2 separate regions of the Homo sapiens genome follow, and region 1 is linked to region 2. A link is an interaction called in ENCODE POLR2A ChIA-PET data of the cell type or tissue named here. Cell type or tissue: A673. All regions are shown on one strand. Links, peaks and the distances in the headings refer to the core of each region. The heading gives the core; the rest is flanking DNA.

Region 1 (11,123 bases), core at 3,534-8,533, 110 kb before region 2:
TACAAGTTAGTTCAGGATCTGCGCCTTATCAACAAAACTGTTTTGCCTATCCACCCTGTGGTGCCAAACCCATATACTCTCCTATCCTCAATACCTCCCTCCACAATCCATTATTCTGTTTTGGATCTCAAACGTGCTTTCTTTACTATTCCTTTGCACCCGTCATCCCAGCCTCTCTTCGCTTTCACTTGGACTGACCCTGACACCCATCAAGCTCAGCAAATTACCTAGGCTGTACTGCCGCAAAGCTTCACAGACAGCCCCCATTACTTCAATCAAGCCCAAATTTCTTCCTCATCTGTTACCTATCTCGGCATAATTCTCATAAAAACACACGTGCTCTCCCTGCCAATTGTGTCCGACTGATCTCTCAAACCCAAGCACCTTCTACAAAACAACAACTCCTTTCCTTCCTAGGCATGGTTAGCGCGGTCAGAATTCTTACACAAGAGCCAGGACCACACCCTGTAGCCTTTCTGTGCAAACAACTTGACCTTACTGTTTTAGCCTAGCCCTCATGTCTGCGTGCAGCAGCTGCCGCTGCTTTAATACTTTTAGAGGCCCTCAAAATCACAAACTATGCTCAACTCACTCCCTACAGTTCTCATAACTTCCAAAATCTATTTTCTTCCTCACACCTGACACATATACTTTCTGCTTCCCGGCGCCTTCAGCTATACTCACTCTTCGTTGAGTCTCCCACAATTACCGTTGTTCCTCGCCCAGACTTCAATCCGGCCTCCCACATTATTCCTGATACCACACCTGACCCCCATGACTGTATCTCTCTGATCCACCTGACATTCACCCCATTTCCCCAAATTTCCTTCTTTCCTGTTCCTTACCCTGATCACACTTGATTTATTGATGGCAGTTCCACCAGGCCTAATCGCCACACACCAGCAAAGGCAGGTTATGCTATAGTACAAGCCACTAGCCCGCCTCTTAGAACCTCTCATTTCCTTTCCATTGTGGAAATCTATCCTCAAGGAAATAACTTCTCAGTGTTCCATCTGCTATTCTACTACTCCTCAAGGATTATTCAGGCCCCCTCCCTTCCCTACACATCAAGCTCGAGGATTTGCCCCACCCAGGACTGGCAAATTAGCTTTACTCAACATGCCCCGAGTCAGGAAACTAAAATACCTCTTAGTCTAAATAGACACTTTCACTGAATAAGTAAAGGCCTTTCCTACAGGGTCTGAGAAGGCCACTGCAGTCATTTCTTCCCTTCTGTCAGACATAATTCCTCAGTTTAGCCTTCCCACCTCTATACAGTCTGATAACAGACCAGCCTTTATTAGTCAAATCAGCCAAGCAGTTTTTCAGGCTCTTAGTATTCAGTGAAACCTTTATATCCCTTACGGTCCTCCGTCTTCAAGAAAAGTAGAACGGACTAAAGGTCTTTTAAAAACACACCTCACCAAGCTCAGCCACCAACTTAAAAAGGACTGGACAATACTTCTACCACTTTCCCTTCTCAGAATTCAGGCCTGTCCTCGGAATGCTACACGGTACAGCCCATTTAAGCTCCTGTATAGACGCTCCTTTTTATTAGGCCCCAGTCTCATTCCAGACACCAGACCAACTTAGACTGTGCCCCCCACCAAAAAAAAAACTTGTCATCCCTACTATTTTCTGTCTAGTCATACTCCTATTCACCGTTCTCAACTACTCATACATGCCCTGCTCTTGTTTACACTGTTTTTCCAAGCCATCACAGCTGATATCTCCTGGTGCTATCCCCAAACTGCCACTCTTAACTCTTGAAGTAAATAAATAATCTTTGCCGGCAGGACTCTGCCGAATCTCCTTAAGCACTCTCTAATCAGATATCCTGAGTTGTCCCAATTCTTAGACCTTTTATACCTGTTTTTCTCCTTCTGTTATTCCATTTAGTTTTTCAATTCATACAAAACCATATCCAGGCCATCACCAATCATTCTATACAACAAATGTTTCTTCTAACGTCCCCACAATATCACCCCTTACCACAAGATCTGCCTTCAGCTTAATCTCTCCCACTCTAGGTTCCCACGCCGCCCCTAATCCCGCTTGAAGCAGCCCTGAGAAACATCGCCCATTCTCCCTCCATACCACCCCCCAAAAATTTTCGCCGCCCCAACACTTCAACACTATTTTGTTTTATTTTTCTTATTAATATAAGAAGGCAGGAATGTCAGGCCTCTGAGCCCAAGCCAAGCCATCGCATCCCCTGTGACTTGCACGTATATACGCCCAGATGGCCTGAAGTAACTGAAGAATCACAAAAGAAGTGAATATGCCCTGCCTCACCTTAACTGATGACATTCCACCACAAAAGAAGTGTAAATGGCCGGTCCTTGCCTTAACTGATGACATTACCTTGTGAAAGTCCTTTTCCTGGCTCATCCTGGCTCAAAAAGAACCCCCACTGAGCACCTTGTGACCCCCACTCCTGCCTGCCAGAGAACAAACCCCCTTTGACTGTAATTTTCCTTTACCTACCCAAATCCTATAAAACGGCCCCACCCTTATCTCCCTTCGCTGACTCTCTTTTCGGACTCAGCCTGCCTGCACCCAGGTGAAATAAACAGCCATGTTGCTCACACAAAGCCTGTTTGGTGGTCTCTTCACACGGACGCGCATGAAACTTGGCATTGCCATTTTACAGATGAAGGCCAGGAAGTTTCAGCAATCTGCCCAAGTTAGGAAGTGGAGAGCTGGAGGTCCCACCCAGGACTGCCTCGTGGATGCAGCTTCTCTTGCCCTCATAGCTTCTCTCTCGTGATACATGTTAGGCTGTCCTACTTCCTCCAGGAAGTCACCCCACGTTCTCGTGAGCCAACAATACCATTCTTCACACATCAACAATGTGAGCCAACTCCCACATAAAATGCCGACCAACAGACCAACTGCAGGGCATTTCATCCCGAAATATGTAGCAGCTGGATACAGAACAGAAAGAGACACGAGGTGGAGACACGAGGGTTCAGGCTGGTTTGTCTACAGTGGAATGGAGTCTCCTAAACTCAATGGCAAAGGTCACAGGATGGTCAGCTGTGAGAAGAGAGCAGGGAATCAAGGGCAGCAGCTTGTTTTGTCCTACAAACACTGTCCTAAAAACACTGCAAAATTCTCATGTTGAAACAAAACTCCTGGATATCTACACAAAAATCTGCACACAAATATTCCTAGCAACATTACTCATAATACCCCAAAAGTGGAAACCACCTCACTATGAACGGAGTGTCTCCAAAATTCATATGTTGAAGTCTTAATCTCCATTGTGATGATATTTGAAGGTGGGGCTTTGGGGAGGTAATTAGGGAGAAGGAGGAGCCTTTGCGAATGGAATTGATGCCGTTAGAAGAAGAGACAGGAGAGAGATCATCTCTCTCTGCCACAGGAGGATCCAGCATAAAGATGGCGTCCTGCAAGAGCTCCCTCACTGAGCACTGAATCAGCCAGCCGCTTGATCACAGACTTCCAGACTCCAGAACTGTGAGAAATAAACGTCTGTTGTTTAAGCCACTCAGGCTGAAGCGAGTGTTGTGGCAGCCAAACAGACTAAGACAAACCCAAATGCCCATTAACTGATAAATGGATGCATAAAATGTTATAATATTGTATGCAATATTATTTCATAAAAATGAAGGAAATTATTCCACAATACAAAGGAATACAATTATGATTCATGCGACAATACGGTTGAATCTTCAAGACATTATACTAAGTGAAAGAAGTCAGGAACAAGGGTCCCATATAACCATAGGTTCCACTTACACAAACGTCCACAACACATAAATCTAGAAACAGAAACTACGTTAGTGGCTGCCTAGGGTTTAGGATGAGGAGGGTAGATGTGAAGAATGAAGGAGGTGTGACTGCAATAGGGTACAGTTTCTTTTAGGGTAATGAAAATATTCTAAAATTGATTGCAACTCTGTGGATATGCTGAAAACCATTGAATTATATACTTAAAATAGGTGAATTGCATAGTATGTGAATTATACCTCAATGAAGCTGTTACCAAAAAAACCCCCACAATATTCTACTTAGAATATTGTGCTTAGAAACAAAATAAGTTCTCCAATTGTTGGGGGTCTGGGGAGGAACTCATGGTGTTTCATCAAAATGATCCAAAATTGATTCTGTTCTGATCTAGCCTCTTCTCCCAGACATCCTTAACTCAGCAAATGGCCCCACACTCTGCCACAGCTAGAAAGCTATGAGTCATCCTTGATTTCTCCTCTTCCTGCACCATCCCCCAAATTCAAATGCATCAGCAACTCCTGTCCATTACCTCTCCAAAATACACCTCACACTTCACCCATTTATGCTCCTCCTCAATGCCACCAACCTAGTCCAAACCATCACCCTCTCTCAATTCTGACACATCTTGTTCCCATTCTTGCCATCCTCTGATCCATTCGCAATGCATGGCAAGTTATTGTTTCACAACATAAGTCAGCTCCTGGCTCTCCAAGGCAGACACCCTTCTCTGGTCGCACAAGGCAGGAACTGAAGATCCACCCTTCCTCGTGCCTCCAGCGCTCTGCTCATCATGACCCCCTAAGCTACTCCAGACATGCTCTGCTCCCTTTCGCCCTCAGCTATGCCAAAGCCTTTATCGCCTCCAGCCCTTTGCACTTGCTGTTCCCTCTGCCTGGGCCCCTCTTCCTTCACATCTTTGCATGACTGACTGGCTGTGACTCATCCTTTAAGGGTCCCAACTCAGACCTCTCTCAGAGAAGAGGCCCCTGACCACCCTGTGCAGAGGGGCCCCACTCAGTTCCACCTTATCTCATCCAGTGTTCCTGTTACAGCACTGCTTGCAAATTGTAGTTACCTTGTTTGTTTGTCTACTCTGTTCTCATCTGCCTTACCCACTAGAAACTGGATCCAATCTTTTCTTTTTATTCAAACACCTTCTATAAATATTTGCTTTTTGTTTTTGTTTTTGTTTGAGACAGGGTCTCACTCTGTTGCCCAAGATGGAGTGCAGTGGCGCGATCACTATGAAAAGATCAGGTCACAGGGATACAAAGACGACCAGGATTTGTAGTTGACCAGGATTTGGTGCTACCCTAAAAGAGGTCTTCTTTTCTGGGGGACAGGGACACAGTAATGTAAACGTGTATTTCAATGCAATATGATAAATGTTCTGAGTACTTTTGCTATTGAAGCACAGAGATAAAGCTCTCTCCAAGTCTGAGTCATATTTGTTCTGGAAGAATCAAGGAATTTTGAAGACAGAAAAATGAAGCAAGGGCTCTCCGGTTTTATTTGCAATGTTCTGTGTTTCCAAATCACTTTTAGTAATCTGCCTTTTGAGAGAGGCATCCCCTTTACCACCCTGCCTAAGAGGAAAATTAATTCGATAATTATTTAAAATTTGGTAGGTTTCAAAGGAATGGGTATTTGGAGCACACTTCACTAGTCTTTCCCCTTTTGTTTTAAAAATTTGCCAAAGTAAAAAGTTGCTTTAGAAAGTAGAAAACCAATAATGACACTAGCAACCTGGAATGCAGTAGAGGCAGCTATCCGGCATATCTCAGATTATAATATTCAAATACATGCCGAAGACAAACACAATTTGGCATGCTACAGAACTAGAGAAACAGGTAGGCCTGAGAGTTACTTGAATTTTTTCTGGGGCAGAAACTCAGAAATCCAAAAATGATCTTATTTACAAGCCTTTAGTCTGAGTTGACCTTTCTTCTTTAAAAGACATCGATGCCCTTTCGTTGTTTCATTTTCTGCCAATTTCCAAATGTTCTCCAAGAAAAAGACAACCTCTGAAATTCACCAAAAAATGAATAAATAAAAACCCTCTAAATCAATCACTAAATGAGGAAAAATAGACAGAACTTCGTTAATTGACTCAGGCTTTTAAAAATTGTCTCTCCTGATGGGGACTGAGGGATGAGATCTTGAAGCTCACAGAACACAGAGTGAGTCAACAGCGGCATCTAGTGTTCAATCAGAATCCTGCAAAGCCCCTCGTTGGAGATGGGAGGATCTGTGTGTTATTGTAAGAGGCAAATCAGTTACATTTATCCACTCGTGGAAATCATTGAGAAGCACTCACCCGAGTGTTTATGGTGCTGCTTCCATAGATGTTCACAGGAGAAGGACGCAGGTTGTCCTAATTCCAGAGAGACGGAACATCACACAGCCTTGGCATGCATCTCACCTGCATCTCAGCCTCATCTCAGCTTCCCCTCAGACTCAAACTCAAAGACAGGACTATGTGCCTGAGAGTCCCTGAAGGGCAGAAGCCCTCTAAGGTGGTTTATCAGCCTTCTCTGGAGTAAACGGAATAGATTGTGTTAATTGTTGGAAATAATCCTGCTTTTGCCTTAACTTTTTTCTGGACACCCTGAACTCTTCAGTGAATAGTGAATTCTGGGGAAACTATTTAATCGGCTACAATCTATAAATAAGGGGTGATTTTGGATCTGTGTATGCCAGTGATTTTCACCATTTTTCCCCAGCAATGAAATGATTTAAGGGAAAAACATGAGATATTTGGAATGACAATGTTACAAAGAATAGATACATATACATAATCTATAGCTGATCTCTTTAAAGGGGGGTTGGTGTAGAAAAACCAGACCTACAGGCACTCAGCCATCCAGAACTCCCACCCTTCCCTTGCCTCTCCTCACCCCACTCTCCTTGGCCCCCCACCCTATTGGCCCCAGCCCCGTGCCACTCCCAGCTGCTGAGGCTTATCTGCAGAGACCTAGGTCCTCCTAGAATAACAGAAGCCTTTTAAACTTGGATCTGTTTTCTTTAGGAGAAAAGTGACAGAAAGGCACCCAACAGACCTGGGCAAAGGATACAAGGTACATTAATACAGGTTAAGATGTAACCTAGCGGACACAGAGAGCTACAAAAAGGGGGAGGCTTAGCAGCATTTTGGCAGTTGGAAAGACAAGCTTCCCTTGTTTTCTATACCCACCAAGGTGCCCTGCCTTCATCCTCACCACTTTGCTGATGGCATTATGTCTTTGGCTGAGGATGCCATCAGATCCTTTGGGAAATTCTCCTTGCCATTCTGAGAGATTTTATACCCTCCTGAGCCCTCCCGGGGGCTGCCCACCTGTCTGCCCATAGATGCAAGTTACTGGTGACAGTGCCAGCAAAAATCTGAAGGTTTACTGAAAGGAGAGTCAGTGGGCAGTATCTTCCTAACACCATGTGCCTTGGAGCTTCCTCTATAATTATTCATTCATTCACTTCATTCACTGAGAAAGCATAATTGGGTATATTCCAAACTACCCCAACCAAAAGGCCAGCATTTGTTATGGTTGGAAACTACTTGTTTACCTAGATTATAAAAATAATAAGCCCGGGCACAGTGGCTCATGCCTGTAATCCCAGCACTTTGGGAGGCCGAGGCAGGTGGATCACCTGAGGTCAGGAGTTCACGACCAGCCTGGCCAACATGGTGAAACCCGTCTCTACTAAAAATACAAAAAATTAGCTGGGCATGGTGGTGAGCGCCTGTAATCCCAGCTACTCAGGAGGTGGAGGCAGGAGAAACACTCTAATCCGGGAGGCGGAGGAAGTTGCAGTGAGCCAAGATCGTGCCATTGCACTCCAGCTTGGGCAACAAGAGTGAAACTCCATCTCAAAATAATAGTAATAATAACAGCATCTTCTAAACAACAAAAAGCCTGGAAGCCAGCCCTTATGGCTGAAATGTCATTTGTATGGCTTATCAGAGAATAAAATGAAGATTCCTCTCCATCTCTTTCACTCAGTAAACTATGTGTCAGATGTATGTCATTCTTACTCAAAGCTTATTAATGATAGGTAACACTGAGCAATTGCCACAAGACGGGCTTTCTTCTCAATACTTCATCTCGGGATTTCTCAATCTCAGCATGACTAGTATTTTGGGATGTACAGTTCTTTGTGATGGGGGCCTGTATTAAGCATTGTAGGATGTTTAGCAACATCCCCGGCCATCCACCACATGAGAATTGCTTCCCCCAACCCCTGCACCAGTTGTGACAGCTAAGAATGTCTCCAGATATGGCCAAATGTCCCCTGGGGAGCAAAATTGCTCCCCTCCCCTGTTATATAAGAATCATTACCTTGACCAGGTGCAGTGGCTTATGCTTGTAATCCCAGCACTTTGGGAGGCCAAGGCAGGGGGATTGCTTGAGTTCAGGAGTTCGAGACCAACATAGTGAAACCCCATCTCTACTAAAAAATACAGAACATTAGCTGGGCATGGTGGCACATGCTTGTAGTTCCAGCTACTCAGGGGGGCTGAGTTAGGAGGATTGCTTGAGCCTGGGAGGTTGAGGCTGCAGTGAGCCCTGATGGTGCCACTGCACTCCAGCCTGGGTGGCAGAGCAAGACCCTGTCTCAAAAAAAAAAAAAAAAAGTCACTGCCTTATAAATTAATTATATAATTCATGCAAAAATCTATACAGATTAGATGGTTTTATTTCTCCTGTTTTAAGTTGACAAAACCAAAGCACAAAAGGTTGTATAACTTTCCCAACTGTACACAACTAAACTCATCTTAGATGAGCACTCCAGCTCCAGAGCCTATGCTCTCCACCACTCTGTTCCATTCTCCTCTAAATTCCAAGCCCCAGTTTATTAACCAGAATCAGCAGAACTCTCAGAAGAGCTGGTAATTTCCCTGGCACCATCACTGTCTTGGGTGGATGTGCTGCCTCTTCCAGAGGCCTGGACAGTAAAAAGAAAAACAAGAGTTAAATCAGATCTTTTCAACCTTGCCCTCATGTGTGAAACTACATTTCTCAGGACATCTCAGCTAAGAAGTTACTATAAAGTTTCAAGAGCCATCACAAAACAAAATTTCTCCAGTTTCATCTCAACTCACTGTGGCCACCCTCACCACCTTTAAATTCCTTCCAAAATCTTTGGGCCCCTGATTTACTCAGAAACCACAGCTGGAACCACTTCAAGTGGGATCTTAGTGGGTGCCGTGTGAATTGATCAATTCCCATGCACTAGCTCATTTAAACTTTATAACAAGTATTTTACCCATTTAACTATAGGGGAAACTAAGGATTAAAGTGATTAAATAACTTGCCCAAAGTCACTCACATTATTAGTCAGTATTCTTCCAAGAAACATAATCAAAATGAGAAATCTATCTATCTATCTATCTATCTATCTGTCTATCTATCTATCTGTCCATCTATCTATCTGTCCATCTATCTAGGGTCCATAAGACATTTTGATACAGGTATGCAATGCATAATAGTCACATCATGGAAAATGGGGTATCCATCTTTCAAGCATTTATCTTTCGTGTTACAAACAATCCAATTACACTCTTTTAGTTACATTAAAATGTACAATTAAACTATTATTGCCTATAGTCACCCTGTTGTGCCATCAAATACTAGATCTTATTCATTCTTTCTAATTTATTTTGTACCCATTAACCAGCCCTACCTTCCCCTCAAACCCCTTCTCCACTACCCTTCCCAGTCTCTGATAACCATTCTTCCACTCTCTACCTCCATGAGTTCAATTGTTTTGATTTTTAGATCCCACAAATAAGTAAGAACATTCAATGTTTATCTTTCTGTGCCTGGCTTATTTCACTTAACATAATGACCTCCAGTTCATCCATGTTGTGCAAATGACAGGATCTCATTCTTGTATATATGCACCACATTTTCATTATCCATCCATCTGTTGATGGACACTTAGCTTGCTTCCAAATCTTGGCCATTGTGAACAGTGCTGCAACAAACATAGGAGCGCAGCTATCTCTTTTTGATACACTGATTTCCTTTCTTTTGAGTATATACTCAACAGTGGGATTGCCAGATCATGTGGCAGCTCTATTTTTACCTTTTCGAAGAAACTCCAAACTGTTCTCCATAATGGTTGTACTAATTTACACTCCCACCAACAGTGTATGAGGGTTCCCTTTTCTTCACATCCTTGCCAGCATTTGTCATTGCCTGTCTTTTGGATATAAGCCCCTAAGACATCTTCAGACATGCCTGAATCCTTGAGTGGACACAACATCCAGTCTTTCTCCAAAGGTGCTCCAGAGATCACCTGCATCAAACTATCCTGGAGCAGGAAGCATGAAAGCTGTCTAGTTTCTCAGGCAGGTGATCAAGGTCAACACCATCATACTAAGTTGCCTTGTTAATGTGTAACCTTTATATGATGTGATGAAAATGACACTTCATCTCTGTGGCCTCCCCCCAATCTAATCACAAGAAAAATATCAGACAAATCCCAATTGAGGTATATTTTTACAAAATATTTGGCCAATACTCTTCAAAAACATGGACAGTCCAAGACACTATCATGCCCAAGAGGAGGAACCTAAGGAGGCATGACAACTAAATGTAATGTGGCATTAGGTAAAAACCAAGGAAATAGGAATGGAGTAGAGCCTTTAATTAATAATAATGTATCAATATTGGTTCACTAGATATGACTAACCATACTCATGTGAGATGTTAATAACATGGAAAACTGGTTGTGGGGTATATGAAAACTTTCTTTTTTTTTTTTTTTTGACACAGTTTTGCTCTTGTTGCCTAGACTGCGGTACAATGACATGATCTCCGCTCACTGCAACCTCTGCCTCCCTCATTCAAGCGATTCTCCTGCCTCAGCCTCCCTAGTAGCTGGGAATACAGGACCCCGCCACTACACCCAGCTAATTTTTTGTATTTTTAGTAGAGATGGGGTTTCACCATGTTGGCCAGGCTTGTCTCGAACTCCTGACTTTAGGTGATCTACCTGCCTCGACCTACCGAAGTGCTGGGATTGCAGGCATGAGCCACTGCACCCAGCTCATGAAAACTTTCTGCACAATCTTTGCAAATTTCTATAAATGTAAAACTATTCTAAAATAAAAAGTCTATTAAAAATGCCTATTTTCAGGCCTCATGCTAGTCCTTCAGAATTACACTATCCTGAGTGGGATGCAGACACCTACATATCTAACAAGACCCCCAGGTCTGAAAACTAATTTAGGATTAGCTGGAACTCCTACTACACTCAGAAGGCAACACCCTTGCAGCCACCTGCTCAGCTGCCCAAAAGAAAGGTGCAGAAGCTTCAACAGAGACGAAGTTCAGGATACTAAAGAGTAGATACTTAGCTTCTAG
Region 2 (11,123 bases), core at 3,344-8,343:
CCACCCAGCTTAGACAATTATTACCATGTTGCCAATCTCATTTCACCAACCCCCCTTCCTCCATTTTTTTAAGTTGGAATATTTTAAAGTAAATCCTAGAAATCAACATTTCTTAAATAAAAAATAATAACAACTGCCATGCCATTATCACGTTGAATAAAATGACCAGTAATTTTGCATACAAATTCCTCCGCTGTCTCAATGCCTTCACAAGAGCGAGTAAGTGGTAGAAGCTGGGATTCGAACCCAAGCAGTTGGACTCCAGTGCACTCTAAAATCTGTACTTCATGGAAAGAGAGAATCCAACAAGAGCCCTGAAGGAACTGGCAGAAAAGGGCAAAATAAGCAGAGAGAAACAGGATGCCAGGAAGCAGCAAGCAGAAAGGTCAGTAACCTCAGCAAAGGGTGGCCTCAGTCAAGAAGGGGATTTCAAGATATTTCCTATTGCGGAACTGAAGACCTCAAGGAGAACAAGTCTGAAGGCTGCAGACAAGAACAGGTGGTGGGCCTACCTATCTTGGAGTGGGGAGGAGACCTCTGTAAGGCAATGTGAATGCTGATGGCATCAGGACTTGGCAAATCTTAAGACTCTGACTCCCACCAGGCAGAACGCAGGACTGCCTCTCACTAGACTGAGCCACGGCTGCTTGAAAGCTGAAACTAACCCACAGAGGGCCTTGGTTACCATACAAATCAGAAATAGTGTTGTCCAGGATAAGATCCAAAATAGCCTAGAGATTTGGCTGTCTTAAAACATGGGCTCAGTAATCGCTAGTTTTGACGTAGCATACCTTTCCTGAATATGGTTTAGAATCTTCCCGCTGGTTGATCTTATTTCAATAGATGGCTCCTTTGCTGAAATGAAATCCTTGTAAACAAGGAGTGCAGAAGAAATACCAAAGGAAGAAACTAAAGCTCAAGTTGAAGCTTTGCAAGCAGGTCTTGCATCCTAAGAAGCCACTGCCCAGACAGGCTGGTGTTCCAAAACTAACCACAAGGTGGCACTGCTTTGAGCCAAGCCCCAGGTCATGTTAAAAAATGAATGAGATCAATGGTGAAGTTTTACAGTTGCAGAATAGCCAAATGGCAGCCATGAAAAGAAACCCCTTAGACCTCCTGCTACAGGAAACAAAATTGATTGGCTGTGGGTCCCAGCTGCTGCCCCTCTCCATCCATCACTGCCTTCCCCTCGGGCTGCTCCTGGCCTGTGACAAGCACAGCCCTGCTGTCCATCTAGGCTATTCCCTTGGGACAAGGGTGGTTCCCATGGGTGACTTTGCCTTGAGGACTTCCCATCTGCCTGGCCCTCTCTTTCTTGGACTGTACTGCAGTCTGTGATATTTTTTTTTCCTACCCAATTCCCTTCCTCCTCTCTCTCCTTCACAGTTGTCAGAACTTCATTATAGCTCTATTCAGGAGTGGCCCCGTGATGGTGGAGATGGAAAATCTTTCTAATGGGCAGCGTGTGAGAGTGCAACTGGTATCTACAATGGAATGAAAAGTGGCCCGAGATGAGAATATATACAGTGGCCAGGAAACAAGGTCTGGGGTAGAGGATTACGGATGAGCCCAGGGGAGTGGGCGCTCCAGGGGAGTGTCATTTCCGCCTCCCACGTTAATGTCCCCAGAATGCAATCCTCATGGAAGAGGTGTAGAACAACCAAGCAGTCAAGAAAACTCAGCCAGTTGATAGCTGGACTTCATCACCGGCCAGCCCAGAACTGGTGTGACAGGCACAGTGATGGAGGCAGGCTGTAGACGGCCCATTAGCATGGACTCCCTGTTAACCAAGGTCAACGGAGCTGTCACTGCCCCTGCATGTCCAACCTTCCTGCAACACAGATCATTGCTGAGCCCTGAAGTGGCATTGCTCTTTAAGGAGACCAATGGGCCACAGGACGGCCAGTCGACAAGTGGCAGGCTCCAGATGTAATTGCTCCTCTGTTCTGAGAAAATGGATCTGGGTCCTCTAAGTTGTTCCCCTGAGCCAGCGGGCTCTGAAGCTTTGTTGGGAGAGGGTGATGGAGAGACATTGGAGGAGGAAGAGGGTTTTGCTTCCTGACCCGTGCAGTGCAGACTGCTTCACAGGAGTGCTAAGGAGCACCAGCTTCCCAGCACCTCCCTCAGGGGGTTTTGCATCAGAGGCCTCTGGTAGGACACTTCTCTGTACAGTTTTCCCCAGGATGCCAGAGGGCAGGTTTCTAGCAAGTTCCACCAGCAGAGCACCACAGTGACTTCTCTGCCCTCCACTGATTCACAGCCATGCCCTCCCTACTCAATCTGGGTGTCAGCCCCAGGGGTGCTATGGAGGGCTCTTCTTTTTTTTTTTTTTTTCGAGACAGGGTCTTACTCTGTCACCTAGGCTGGAGTGCAATGGTGCAATCTTGGCTCACTGCAATCTCCGCCCTCAGGTTCAAGTGATTCTCCTGCCTTAGCTTCACTAGTAGCTGGGACTACAGACGCCCGCCACCAGGCCGGCTAATTTTTTGTATTTTTCATAGAGACGGGGTTTCACCATGTTGGCCAGGCTGGTCTCAAACTCCTGATCTCAGATGATCTGCCCACCTCAGCCTCCCAAAGTGCCGGGATTCCAGGCATGAGTCACTGCGCCCAGCCAAGGTTCTTCTTTGAGCTCTCAGTCTTAGTCCTAGTGGTGCAGGCTACTCCTGATATCTGCTATTCTCATGTTCAAGTTCTTTTTACTTCCTACTAGCCAGTCCTTCACTACTCCAATCTGCTGTGATAATCACTCTTCACTTTTAACTTGCCCTGTTCAAATTGCTGTGTGGTTTCTGCGTCACTCCTCATAGTGACAGATACCTCTTCCAGGCAAGAGTTTGTCTTTCCTGCCTGCAGGGACTCAGACACCATGACTATCTGGGGGCTATAGAAAGCCTGAACCATAGGCATGGAATCCCATGGGGCATAGCATCCAATCAGGTGACTCACCTCCCAGTGAAGGAGACGAAAGAGTGAGCCCCTGGTTGTGGAACCACTGTGTATCCACACCCCGCACCATCCATAGGCAGCCAGCCTCATAGAGGGCTTGAACAACCAAGACCCAGCTGAAGGGCCAGGATGGAGTGCTTGCTGTCTTCAAAGATGCATGTCCCCAGTAGGTTTGGGACCATGTCTGGGATCCGGTAGATGAAACTGGGAGTGGCCCTGCATTCCATCATTCCCAATGATCTGCTGCAGGATTTAAGGAGAATAGCAGCACTGGAAATCCTGGTGCCAAAGAGGGAGGCTCTTGCCAGGGGACATAAGGTCCCAGTGAGCTACAAACTATGACTGATGCTGGAACTGATCTCTGAACTCCCTTTGTCCAGGCACCAGCAGGAGGAGAGAGAGTTACTTTTACACTGTAGAGAATCCACATGACCCACTGAGCGCCTGCTGGTATTCCTGTGGGCCACTGTAAATGTCAATGCATACTTTCAGCAAGCCTGTCTTAAGAAAGCATCACTTTGCTGCAATCTGAGATGCCTCCTGCCCAATCCTCTCTCCCCTCTCTTTTACAGGGGTCAGCCTTGCAGCATGGTCTGAAGGCCATCGCTGCCTTCTCTGGCTCCCTGCCCTTATCCTTCATGGGCCTGGTACCCAATAAGTGTCATGCAAATCTCATTATGTCTGGGCACCTGCTTTTCAGAGGACCTGAACATAAGCCACAAAGCATAAGATTAGTGTGGGGGAGGTATAATGTTCACAAGGGTCATCTTTATCAACAAACTCTTTTTACATAAATATAGAATTTTCATTTTGTTTCCTGTCTTTCAGTTATATGCCGTGGACATCATGGCCTTATCCTTTATAGCACTCGTGTTCTCTCTCTTTCTCTCAATCTCTCCCTACTGTAAGCTCAGTAAGGACAAGATACATGTGTATTTTTTCACCATTGCATGTCTGACTCCTAGCATAATGCTAAATACATAGTAGGTGCTCCAAATTATTAAGCCTATTCAAGAACAGTCACTCTACAACAAAATTTACTAAGCGTAGTTGCAAAAGTACATTATTGACAGGATACTATTATGATGTACATAAGAGTCCTGGATAATAAATTCATAATTCTAAAAATATAGATAATGACCAGCTGTCCAGTGATAGTCTAAGAAGAAGCTCTAATAAGCAGTTGTACCTAAGTTTAGTGCTACATAGGCAGGTTCTGTCCCTTAAGCAGAAATAACTGGCAACGCTATGGAGATTTAAGGAGTCGATGGCAGTCATTAACACAGGTCATGTGAAAGCAAGCCCTGCCTTTTCCATCTTCTCCACCAACCTGTATTAGGGCCACTTTTCCCTCTAACATGGTTTGTAATTCTCAGTTGTTATGATATTATCAGTTCCAGAAGGCCACTGTTAAAGGGCTATCTGGGAGGAAAATGAAGCTTTCTGATCTTCCCACATTATTAGTATGAGCACAAAATTGAAGGACACACTCACTCTCAGGGGCAATTCTGCACTGGCACAAACCTGACAATGGAGAATAGCTCCTTAAATGCTGCACCCTGGGCACCTCATTAGCCTCTCCCTCGTGCTAGCCCTGCTTGGGAGCATGAGAAAGCTGCAGATTCTGGGTCCCAAACCCCAGAGCTTGGTAACTCACACACTTTAAAATGAGGGTAAATGACAGGCCGGGCGTGGTGGCTCTCACCTGTAATCCCAGCAATTTGGGAGGCCAAAGCGGGCAGATCACTTAAGGTCAGGAGATCAAGACCAGCCTGGCCAATATGGTGAAACACCATCTCTACTAAAAATACAAAAATTGGCCGGGCGTGGTGGTGCACACCTGTCATCCCAGCTACGCAGGAGGCTGAAGCAGCAGAATCACTTGAACCCAGGAGGTGGAGGTTGTGGTGAGCCGAGATTATGCTACTGCACTCCAGCCTGGGTGACAGAGTGAGACTCCATCTTAAAAATAAATAAATAAATAAATAAATAAAGTGAGTGTTAATGATAAAAAAAAGAAAATAGCTACTTCACCTCAGATACTTGAAAGAACTTTGATTAAGACAAAGAATGAACATATTCAATCTGCTAAAGGCATTTCTTCAATAAGGGTCTAACTATCAGACTGGAGCCACGGAAGGCAGAATATGGAACCCTAATACATTTGCATGCAACTGAAATTTTGTTTTTGCCTACAAAAGGAGATACATGGAAAAAAGGGAATACTTTGGACAGAAAATCAAGACACAAATCAGGCACTGCCAAAAATAAATCACATAAAACTTTTTCTTTGAATTAAGAGAATTTATACAAATTTGACTTCATAAACAAAAGAAACTATACATCAATAATTACCATAAGGCATTATTGCTCCTAAAGTATTTGCCACCAAAAATAAGTCATTGTATAATTCTAATTTTAATAATCTTAATTACGACACAATTTAGGTTTATTTTCTACCTTTATAATTTTGTTGTTGTTGTTTGTTTTTGTTTTTTGGGTTTTTTTTGAGATGCAGTCTCACTCTGTAGCCCAGGCTGGACTGCAGTAGCATGATCTCAGCTCACTGCAACCTCTGCTTCCTGGGTTCAAGCGATCCTCCTGCCTCAGCCTCCCAAGTACCTGGGACTACAGGTGTGTGCCACCACACCCGACTAATTTGTGTTTTTGTTTTTGTTGTTTTTCAGTAGAGACAGGGTTTTACCATGTTGGCCAGCCTGGTCTTGAACTCCTGACCTCAACTGACCCGCCTACCTCGGCCTCCCAAAGTGCTGGAATTACAGGCGTGAGCCACTGCGTCTGGCCTCTACCTTTACAATTAAATAATAAAATCTTCTGGGAGTTCATGATCCCTAGAATTATCATTGATTTAAAATTATTCCATTTTTCAAATACTTTTCTTAGAAATAAAAAGTAAAGTCATTAAAATATGTTAATTTCTGTTACTTATACATTTTTAAATCATAGGTTAAAAGACTCTGATTGGGACATAAGACTGTATATATTTCAGGAATAGTTTTTCCATAGATATAATTAATAACACTTAAAAATAAGAAAAATGTTTTCCATACCAACTATAAGCTTTTAAAAAGTACAGAAGCATATCCTCAAGATGTGAAGGCACTGGGGGATGGAGGACACCTTGTTTCCTCAGCTCAGAGCTTAGCTTTCTCCTTAAAGGTCTCCTTCATCTTTTTGACAACAGAAAGGTCCCCTGCTCCCTTGGGCCAGTTGTCATGATCTGTTAAAGAAGTGGAAAGCCTCCTGTCACTTGCAAATCTCATTTGCCCTCTTCACTCCCACCAAATCCTCTTGTTAATTTCCCTGGTTCACACATTTTCTCAGCACCAAAAAATAAATCCTTAGGGCAAACATTTGAGAAAAGACTTCAATTTGAATCTCAGGTCTGCCACACGTTAGCTTTCCTGAATTTGGGCACATGTCTCTTCCTGAGCCTCAGTTTCCTCCTCTATTAAAGGATACAACAATATCTACCTTTTAAAGTTGTGAGGGTTAAATATGACACCATGTGTGCAGTGCTTCGCATACTGTGGATCGTCAATAAATAGTGTCTCCTTAATAATCACAATTTAAAAATAGTGTCCTTACTTTGTACCAGGCACTGCTACTTGCCTCTCCAGCATCCAGGTCCCCATCTCTTCTTTCCAACAGCTTGTTTCCATTTAACGATCTAGAAGGTGCCAGGGAAGCTTGGCACCAAGGCATGTGGTCTAAGCTAAGTCAGTCAGTGCACTATAACCCCGCCACAGTTATTGGTTGGAAATGGACATTTGCATAAGTTGATCGAATATAGAGTGGATCTCAGAATTTTGTTAGAAATTCTGGAACAAAGTCACTCCTCCAGCCCTCTCTCTGTGCATCTGGGTATGAACACAGAAGTATCAGCCTTACACATAGAAACAGCAGGCAGCCATCCTGCAATGAGGAGAGCCTGCCTTAAGATAGAGCCAACACCATGGAGGCAAAAACAGGAAACAGGGGAAAAACTTGTCCTTGATGAGATCAGTGAGCTACTAAGTCAAGTCTTACCTGTTTTTCAGTTATGTGCCAGCGAATTCCTTTACTGATGAGCCCATTTTGAGTTGTGACTAAAAGCATCCAATTCGACAAATGACTTTATTTTTTTAATTTTTATTTTTTGAGACAGGGTCTTGCTCTGTCAGCCAGGCTGGAGTGCAGTTGTGCAATCATGGCTCACTGCAACCTCGACTTCCCGGGCTCCAGTGATCCTCCCACCTAAGCCTCCCAAGTACAGGCACATGCCACCATGCCAGGCTAATTTTTTAAATGTTTTGTTGAGACGGAGTTTTGCCAGGTTGCCCAGGCTGGTCTTGAATTCCTGGGATCAAGCAATTGGCCCACCTTTGCCTCCCAAAGTGCTGAGATTACAGGTGTGAGCCATGGTGCCCAGCCCCTGACATAGGGATTTAAATGTGCATTATCTAAGGCCAGGCACAGTGGCTCATGCCTGTAATCCCAGCACTTTGGGAGGCCGAGGCAGGCGGATCACCTGAGGTCAGGAGTTCGAGACTAGCCTGGCCAACATAGTGAAACTCCATCTCTACTAAAACTACAAAAAAATTAGTGGGGCATAGTGTCGGGCACCTGTAATCCCAGCTACTCTGGATCCTGAGGCAGGAGAATTGCTTGAACCTGGGAGGCAGAGATTGCAGTGAGCCGAAATCATGTCACTGCACTCCAGCCTGGGCAACAAGAGTGAGACTCTGTCTCAAAAAAAAAGAAAAGAAAAAGTCCCTTATCTAATTTAATCCTCCCAACAGCTCTATGAAATAAATACTGTATGTGTCCCTGCATACAGGAACAAAATAGAGGCTTATAGAAATTAACTTTCTCACAATCATACGGCTAATAAGGGTAGAGCCAAGTTTCCATCTTAGGCATTCTCACCTTGGAGCTGCCAATCTTAAAAGAAAACACCATAGTGAAAGGCTGAATAATCTCATTATTCGGGGGGCAGTATATTCTTAAAAGATAGATGTACCCGCTTTCCTCAAAAACTGAAAAAAATATTTTTAATGATAAAAAGTGTTAGAATTACAAAAGAAAATCATGTCACTGAAGGCCTAAGGAAGAAGCTATTTGAAATTTCTTTCCCTTCTAAAGGTAAAACAGTGCAACCTGCGATAAGAAATAGTGACTGAAGTCTACTGTGAGAGAAGTGGAAAGATTCTCTCCACCCTCACTACTTGGAATTTTTTTCAGAAAACAATATGGCAAAACCATGTAGGTATTTCTTCTTTCCAACCAAGACCCTTAAAACTACAGTATCCTATGGACATCACCACATTGATGTTATTAGTAATGAAATACATGTGGGAGGGGAAAATAATAAGTAAAATTAAAGTTCTATACTGTGATATTGTGAAACATATATTTGGTCTTCAACCCCATCTCCCGCATACAACTCCTAATATCCTAGACTCGCCAAAGTGATGTGTTCTTATATGTTAATGATTGACTGATGGCTGGCAGCCCCTAGTTAGCTTCAGTATAGGGGCTGGTCACCAGACAGACCAAGGCATGATTACAGGGTTGGGACCTTCAGCCCATACCCACCCCACAACCTCTGGGGAGGTAAGAGGGGCTGAAGGTTAAGTTGATCACCAGTGGCTGATGGTTTAATCAACCATGCCTATGTAATGAAGCCTCCATAAAAACCCAAAGGACTGGGTTCAAGAGCTTCCAGATAGCTGAACACATGAAGGTTCCTGGCAGGTGGTGGGGCCAAAAAGGACACAGAAGCTACGTGCCCCTTCTCACATGCCTTGCCCTGTGCACCCCTTCGGCTGTATCTCCTGTAATATCCTTTATCATAAACCAGTAAATCGAAGTGTTTTCCTGAGTTGTGTGAGCTGCTCTAGCAAATTACTCCAACCCAAAGAGGGGGTCGTGGGAACCCCAACTTGAAGCTAGTCAGTCAGAAGTTTTAGAGGCCCAGACTTGTGATGGTGTCCAAAGCAGGGGGCATCCTGTGGGACTGAGCCCTCAGCCTGTGGGATCTGATCCTATCTCCAGTGTCAGAACTGAATGAGAGGACGCCCAGCTGGGGTCTGCTGCAGAACTGCTTGCTTGGTTGCTGTGCGGGGGAAGTAACCCCAAACAACTGGTCACAGAAGTCTTCCGTGCTAATGGTTGTTGTGTTGTGAGAGCAGAGGAAAACCAGTTTGAGTTTTTGCTCGCCTCTCACATACACCAATCATTTATTAACGCAAAAAAGGCCTTAAGCCTTGATCAGACTGTCAGCACCTGAAAGAGTACGTAGACCCTGGGTCCTTGATATGAAATTCAGATTCACCTGGGTTACATCAACCATCTATTAATTTGCTAGTAGCCACTTAATTATCTTTAACAACAGAAATTCAATACATTTGCATTTTATACCCTTTACTACATTTTTGGAGTGATTTAGAGTTATTAGCTTAGATAAACCTTTTAACGTCTGTGGATTTGTTTTGTTGTTTATAAAACTAGGATACTGGACTTTGTGATCTTTTAGGACCCTTCAAACCGCAAAGTTCTGTTATCTAGTCATGAGACACACACACACATAAAGGCATTTGCATGTAATATCAATATTTGATTTAAACTTATAAAACTTCTGGTTTTTTTTCTTGAGACAGAGTCTTGGTTTATCTCCCAAGCTGGAGTGCAGTGGCATGATCTTGGCTCACTGCAATCTCCGCCTCCTGGGTTTACGTGATTCTCCTACCTCAGCCTCCCAAGTAGCTGAGACTACAGGTGCCCGCCACCACACCCGACTAACTGTTATATATATACATACGTATATGTGTATATATATATACACATACGTATATGTGTATATATATATACATACGTATATGTGTATATATATATACACATACGTATATATGTATGTGTATATATATATACACATACGTATATATGTATGTATATATATACACATACATATATATGTATGCGTATATATATATATTTTTTTTTGAGATAAGAGTCTCACTCTGTCGCCCAGGCTAGAGTGCAGTGGCACAATCTCGGCTCACTGCAACCTCCGCCTCCCGGGTTCACACCATTCTCCTGCCTCAGCCTCCCAAGTAGCTGGGACTACAGGCACCCGCCACCAAGCCTGGCTAATTTTTTTGTATTTTTAGTAGAGACGGGGTTTCACTGTGTTAACCAGGCTGGTCTCTATCTCCTGACCTCAAGTGATCCACTTGCCTCAGCCTCCCAAAGTGCTGGGATTACAGGCATGAGCCACCATACCCGGCCAAATTTCTGTTTTTGTACATCAAAAATGATGAATACAGAAATTTCATATGCCTTCATTCAATATATATCTCAAAGAGAGCACAAAATAGCACCATAGCACCCCACCCCACCTAGCAGGCCTGATTCTTCTGCTCAGATATGTAAGCCATTTACTGGAGGAACAAAATGGAATTAAATCTTTAAAACTATAGCATGCTCTTGCCTCTTTTCTGTCTCCTCTTTCGAAACATATACTGAGAATATTTTTCAGGGTTCAAATTCCACCAACCTATGCATGCACAAAAAGCTCAGTTCCATAATATAGATAGTTAGATATTTTCTGTGACTAGGAATATTTCATTAAAAAAATCACATCATGAATATAAACATTTTGTACATTTTGATGTTCTATAAGAGAGCACCCTCATCTCTTAAGTAACTACTTATAATAAATTTTAAACCCCTGAACATGACACAGCATAAAGCTGGTGACTGCTCATTCCTCAGCTGCTCACCTGGTACCTCATACGAGTGAGTATAGAGACTCCGGCCCCCATCCACATCCACCGACTGTCCAGTGATGAAGGAAGCTGCAGGAGACAGTAGGAAGCAGACCACAGAGGAGACCTGGAAACAGAAACACACATGTGCATAGGTAAAAGCAAATACTCCCCATTTCTAACCGCCTCACATTCCCCAGTAAAGGCATCTCAAAGCCCATGATTGTAACATGAATCCAACAGTGTGTGCATGTGCACCACAACCTCACAGTACATAGACAACTTCCTTTTCCTACAATTTCCCTTTCTACCTGAGCATCACCGAAATCAGGTAGGTGACTAGGGTAAAGGTGGCAAGGTATGAGGGAGCCTTAGACGATGTCAAGCAAGCTACATGACGTCAAG

What was found. Peaks named below come from ENCODE experiments on the same cell type or tissue, not always from the same donor. Only the 100,000 strongest peaks of a DNase experiment are listed, where the experiment ranks them.
Region 1: POLR2A ChIA-PET joins it to region 2 with 13 read pairs; 2 of 35 experiments call an interaction of 5 or more read pairs at or near these places.

Annotation. Positions count from the first base shown.
Region 1 is chr2:215,925,497-215,936,619 of GRCh38, forward strand. No RefSeq gene overlaps it. Among named protein-coding and RNA genes, the nearest start is that of MREG, 82 kb to the right of the region's middle. RefSeq lists an enhancer at 2,115-2,641. In A673, for the core only: CTCF peaks have their summits at 5,956 (motif pointing left) and 6,156; a DNase peak (open chromatin) is centred at 5,945; H3K27ac peaks cover 485 bases.
Region 2 is chr2:216,033,171-216,044,293 of GRCh38, forward strand. PECR (peroxisomal trans-2-enoyl-CoA reductase) reads right to left here. Exons shown (of 8, transcript NM_018441.6): 7 at 10,734-10,845; 8 at 5,218-6,190. The coding sequence ends at 6,105. It also overlaps a transcript of MREG not described here. Among named protein-coding and RNA genes, the nearest start is that of MREG, 25 kb to the left of the region's middle. In A673, for the core only: no CTCF peak of the experiment used is centred there; no DNase peak of the experiment used is centred there.